Linked DNA regions of Homo sapiens: region 1 is linked to region 2. Evidence: chromatin loops called from intact Hi-C (ENCODE). Cell type or tissue: endothelial cell of umbilical vein. All regions are shown on one strand. Each heading gives the region's core, and the rest is flanking DNA. Links, peaks and the distances in the headings are about the cores only.

Region 1 (2,907 bases), core at 229-2,728, 170 kb before region 2:
CTCTATGTTTAGGTTATTTAATGTAAAATGTGGATTTTCTGAATAATTTTATGAACAATTGACTGTCCTCTTTCCCCTCCTGCCCAATTTTCCCGTTTAAATACTGAAGTTCTCAAAATCCTCTTGGGAAAGAGCGCAGGCCACAGATACCACTGTAGCTTGTGTCTTTCCCAGACACATCCTCAACCTTGGCAAAATAAACTTGTCTGAGACCTGTCTCAGACATTATTTGGTTTACAACGGCATGGCAAGTGGGAATTTATAGCCAAAAAGCCAGGTGGGGTGCTAAAGTTTGGCCAAGCAAAGAATCTTTGTGGCCTGGCACGGTGGCTCACGCCTGTAGTCTGAGCACTTTGGGAGGCTGAGGCGGGTGGATCACTTGAGGTCAGGAGCTCGAGACCAGCCTGGCCAACATGGTGAAACACTGTCTCTACTAAAAATACAAAAATTAGCTGGGCATGGCGGTAGGCGCCTGTAATCCCAGCTACTCCGGAGGCTGAGGCAGGAGAATTGCTTGAACCTGGGAGGTGGAGGTTGCAGCGAGCTGAGGTCACACCACTGCACTCCAGCCTGGCCAACAGATCGAGACTCTAACTCAAAAAAAAAAAAAAAATCTTTGTGACATTAAAGCTTGTCAAAATCCCCAGTATTCTATTCACTTTGCCTATAAAGTTACACACTTATCAGCTGGGCACGGTGGCTCAAGCCTGTAATCCCAGCACTTTGGGAGGCCGAGTTGGGCCAATCCTTTGAGGTCAGGAGTTTGAGACCAGCATGGCCAACATGGTGAAACCCTGCCTCTACTAAAAATACAAAAAATTAGCTGGGTGTGGTGGTGCATGCCTGTAGTCCCAGCTATTTGGGGGGCTGAGGCAGGAGAATTGCTTGAACCTAGGAGGTGGAAGTTGCAGTGAGCCAACATTTCGCCACTGCACTCTAGCTGGGTGACAGGGTGAGACTCCCTCTCAAAAAAAAAAAAAAAAAAAAGCCAGGCACAGTGGCTCACGCCTGTAATCCCAGCACTTTGAAGGCCAAGGCGGGTGGATCATTTAAGGTCAGGAGTTCGAGACCAGTCTGGCCAACATGGTGAAACCCCCATCAATACTAAAAATAGAAAAATTAGCCCAGTGGGGTGGTGTGCACCTGTAATCCCAGCACTTTGGGAGGCCAAGACAGGCAGATCTCTTGAGGCCAGGAGTTTGAGACCATCCTGGTCAACATGGCGAAACCCGTCTTTACTTAAAAAAAAAAAAAAAAAAAATTAGCTGGGCGTGGTGGTACATGCCTGTAATCCCAGCTACTGGAGAGGCTGAGGCACAAGAATGGCTTGAACCAGGGAGGCAGACGTTGCAGTGAGCCGAGATGGTGCCACTGCACTCCAGCCTGGGCAACAGAGTGAGGCTCCATCTCAAAAAATAATAAAATAAAATAAAATATAAAATAAAATAAAATAAGCCTCCTATGGGCAGGAGAGAGGAAGGGGAGAGCATGAATTTATCTCAGAGACCCACCCAGTGAGGCTGAATGTTATGCAGTTTCAGAATCAAGCCAGGAGAGGGCACAGAAAACTTCTACTTGATGATCTAACAAAGGAAAAAAGATAATTCAGGAAATGGACAGAGTTCTCCTTCAATTAGTCAGGTGACACAGTTTATGTCACCTCCTAAATCACTGGAAAAAAATTTAGTCAATGTAATTTCATCCTGAAATCTCAACAGTTTTATTATACAATGGGTATCATAATGTCATCTGTGTACCATTTAATTTTTTTTTTTTTTGAGACGGAGTATCACTCTGTCACTCAGGCTGGAGTGCAGTGGTGCAATCTCAGCTCACTGCAACCTCTGCCTCCCAGGTTCAAGCGATTCTCCTGCCTCAGCCTCCTGAGTAGCTGGGATTACAGGCATCCGCGATCATGCCTGGCTAATTTTTGTATTTTTAGTAGAGACGGGGTTTCACATGTTGGTCAGGTTGGTCTCGAACTGCTGACCTCGTGATCCACCCGCCTCGACCTCCCAAAGTGCTGAGATTACAGGCATGAGCCACCGCCCCCGGCCCTCATTTAATTTTTTATTGAAGAAAATATTCAGATTTCTTTCAAGCCCCAGCCAGTCACCTATGCATTCTTTTAGATGGCATTTCGCTTTGCCCAAGGAGGTCAGCTGCTTCTGAGTAGTCCTTCTTCCTCTGCAAAGTAGGGACTATAACCTTTCCTGACTTTCCAGTGATGATGTTCACCATCAACCTGGTCCTTAGAGAGGAAGGAAGCATTAGACAAATGCAAGAGCTAATTATTAATTATGAACTATATGCTCTGGGTACATAGATCTGACTCAAGTTATTAGTAAGAATGAATACTTGATAATTGATGATTAACAGGACTGTAGCTTAAAACCAAGGTTCTAAAGTGCACAAAGGTCAAGGACATGTAGAAAAATGCTGTTTAGACAAATCCAAATATAAGCCAACTTGTGCTAGGCAATTAAACCCAGAAAAACATTATTAAGCACTTTTGGAAGGTAAGAATTAATGCTTGAAGTGCAGATATAGACATCTCATACAAATAAAGCATGTATGATACATTTCCTATAGTATAACATAAATGGTTTGATAAAGTATTTGTTCTCTTCTTTTTTTTTTAGAGACTGGGTCTCTAAAAAAAAAAAAAAAAAAAGCTCAATGATCAATCATTTCGTTACTCATGCTTATGTAATGAAACCTTCATCAAATCTTGATAGAATGGGGTTCAAGGAGCTTCCAGGTTGGTGAACATACGGAGCTGCGGGGAGGGTGGCGTGCCTGAGGAGGGCATGGAAGCTCCAGATCCCTTCCCATGTTCCTTGCCCTATGCAGCTCTTCCACTGGCTGTTCCTGTTATATTCTTTCATAATAAATGGCAATCTGGTT
Region 2 (2,907 bases), core at 254-2,753:
CCCCGGCGGCCGCCCTGCTCGGCTGCCTGCGGAGGGTCCCGCGTTTCCGGAGCCCGGGGGCGCTCCAGGCCCCTTTTCCTAGCCAGGGTCAGGCAAGGGGAGGGACGGGTCCCGGGGCTGCTCCTCTCTGGGCCTCACGCGCCCGTCGGGGGCTGAGAAGGTGTGGAGATGGGCGATACCCAGGTGTGTGCCCTGGGATGATCTTGGCGTCGGCCCCTACCCCTCACCTCCCACCCAAGCCTGAGGACCCCGGGGAGAGGCTGGGGCCGCGCCCAGATTCCTGCTCTTAATGACGCTGTAGGTTCTGTCCGGGTCCTGGAGGCACCCCCAGCCGAGCCCAGCCCCCGGGCTGCTTCTCCCTCTCAGCTGCTGCCTAACCAGCTGTCCTTCTCTTTGCACCTTCCAAGGGCCTAGACCCTGAGTCTTCTTTCCTTATATATCCTCTCAGCCGCCCTAGGGACACACTCATTCTCACTTTATGAAAAAACGAGGCCAGAGAGTTTCTGTGACCTATTCGGGGTCACCCCGCAGGAAAGAAGTGGGGCCGCGTGTGAACCCAGCTCTCTACCTCCTCTGTTTCCCTGGGGTGGGAAAGAGGTTGAGGGAACCCCTCCCCTAAGTTGCAGGGTGGGAGGGGTTGGGGCACACCCCGCCACTTCTGCCTAAATTTAATTCCGTACCCAAAGGTAGACTGCTTTATCCGGTCATTAAAGAACAAAGCTGGCCGGGAGCGGTGGCTCACGCCTGTAATCCCAGCACTTTGGGAGGCCGAGGCGGGCGGATTACCTGAAGTCAGGAGTTGGAGACCAGCCTGGCCAACGTGGTGAAACCCCGTCTCTACTAAAAATACAAAAATTAGCCGGGTGTGGTGGCGCGCGCCTGTAATCCCAGCTATTCGGCGGCTGAGGCACGAGAATCGCTTGAACCCAGGAGGCGGAGGTTGCAGTGAGCCGAGATCGCACCACTGCGCAGCCTGGGCCACAGAATGAGACTCTGTCTCAAAATAAATAAATAAATAACAAAGCTTAAGCCGGGTGTAGTGGCTCAAGCCTGTAATCCCAGCACTCTGGGAGGCCGAGGAGGGCGGATCACTTGAGGTCAGGAGTTTGAGACCAGCCTGGTCAACATGGTGAAACCCTGTCTCTACCAAAAATACAAAAATTAGCCAGGGGTGGTGGCGTGTGCCTGTGGTCCCAGCTACTCAGGAGGCTGAGGCAGGACAATCGCTTGAACCTGGGAGGTGGAGGTTTCAGTGAGCTGAGATTGCGCCACTGCACTCCAGCCTCGGCCACAGAGCAAGATTCTGTCTCAGAAAAAAAAAAAAAAAAAAAAAGAACAGAGCTTAGAGGTGGCCCCAGAGGTTTTTTTGTTTTTTTTTTTCTTTGTAGGGAACAAGGAGTAGGAAGGAGGACTGTGGGGGTGACCCCCCCTGAGCTGCACATTCTCTGCCCCAAGGCTGCAGCCTCTAGCTGGTCTGGGTGGCTGGCTGGATCCCTGCCTCCTTCCTTCCTTTGGACAGGAAATGACTTTCCTTCCCTTTGTTCCCACTTTTCTCCACTTATCTAACTGGATCTGTGATTCGCTCTCTGGGGGAGGAAGAGTGGGGGCGGAGGGTCCCCTGGGCACAGCTGACTGGGAGATGGCCCCAGGGAACTTACACACAGCCTGCTCCCAGCTGAATCGGTGGCAGTGGGACGGGAGGGAAGCCGGGGCTCCCTCTCCCGATGGGATTGACAGGGCTTTGAAACTCCCCAGCTTAGACCCCCTGGGGCCTGAGGTCCCTGCAGTCACTGCTTGGGAGGTATAGGGGCTGCCCAGCTGTGAACATCTGGCCTCAGTGCTGGACATTTTCCGAGAAGCCAGGCAGATCCGACTTCCCGGAGGAGTGTAGGAAGGGTCAGGGCTGGGTGGGAGGAGGCAGAGGGCCATCCCGAAGCCCCACAGCAGCCCCTGGGGACCAGCCCGGAACATGCCGACCACAAGATTTCTGGTCTGGATTGGGCCATTGTAGAGTGAGAACAGGCCTGGGAACTTGGGCGACTTTGTGCCACCCAAGGAAGGAAAAGCGTGTCTGGGGACACACTTTTGGATGATGTTCCATTAGAATTCCGAGTGCCATGGATGGCCTGGGAAAGTCACTTAACCTCTTGGAACCTCACAGGGTCCATCTGCAAAGTGGGGGCAGGATGGGCATTTCTTGCAGCTAGATTGAGAGGCTGGTGGGTTTTGAGGCACATATAGTACCTGGCACAGGGCCTGGCACGAAACAAGTGCCTTATCAGCAAGTCGTTTGGTATTTCTTTAAATCTCACATGTACTCTGAACATTGTTGACAAAAATAGATTCTTAAACTTATAACAAAGTGTAAAACTAAAGCCCGTGACAGCCAGCCTAAGCATACGTACTTCCAGACATCATTTCCAAACCCAGAAGCAAAAGACAAGTACTTTAAAATAAGTTTTGAAGCTCTTTCCTAATATATTGGTTTCTTCCTCAGAATAGATATTTTATTGTCAGACTGAGCTATGTATTTTAGCCAAACAACTTAAGGGAATTTAGGAGCACGTGTTATTGTTTTTATTATCATCCATCAGTCGCTGTGAACCCAAAGTGGCCAGTGCACTTTGAGATAAGGAGGGAAGCCTGAAGAGCGAGATAGAAAAGGGGACATTTTTAGCCCTGGGCACAGGCATTGGGTGCCTGCTGAGGACTGATGTGCTCACTGGACTCCCAGCTTTCCCACCCATGGCCCCACCTCAGCCTTGGCCACAGGGACTACTGTCAGCAGGAACTACCTGAGAGATGGGAAATAATGTCCTTTTCCTGACATCAGGGTATCAGGGTGCCACCATGCTCTCTGATTTATGCTTTTCTTTTTTTTTTTTTCGAGACAGAGTTTCACTCTGT

What was found. Hi-C counts contacts between places; a loop is a spot of excess contacts. Peaks named below come from ENCODE experiments on the same cell type or tissue, not always from the same donor. Only the 100,000 strongest peaks of a DNase experiment are listed, where the experiment ranks them.
Region 1: a loop joins it to region 2, with 4 times the contacts of the local background. A loop is called at or near these places in 4 of 110 quality-filtered maps.

What each region holds. Positions count from the first base shown.
Region 1 is chr1:15,593,734-15,596,640 of GRCh38, forward strand. LOC124903854 (a long non-coding RNA gene) reads right to left here. Exons shown (of 3, transcript XR_007065483.1): 2 at 2,117-2,251. Among named protein-coding and RNA genes, the nearest start is that of AGMAT, 10 kb to the left of the region's middle. In endothelial cell of umbilical vein, for the core only: a CTCF peak has its summit at 1,572 (motif pointing right); a DNase peak (open chromatin) is centred at 1,578; H3K27me3 peaks cover 8 bases.
Region 2 is chr1:15,759,220-15,762,126 of GRCh38, forward strand. All of the region lies in intron 1 of FBLIM1 (filamin binding LIM protein 1), which reads left to right. Among named protein-coding and RNA genes, the nearest start is that of FBLIM1, 1.9 kb to the left of the region's middle. RefSeq lists an enhancer at 1,385-2,329. In endothelial cell of umbilical vein, for the core only: no CTCF peak of the experiment used is centred there; a DNase peak (open chromatin) is centred at 1,542; H3K4me3 peaks cover 2,312 bases; H3K27ac peaks cover 2,500 bases.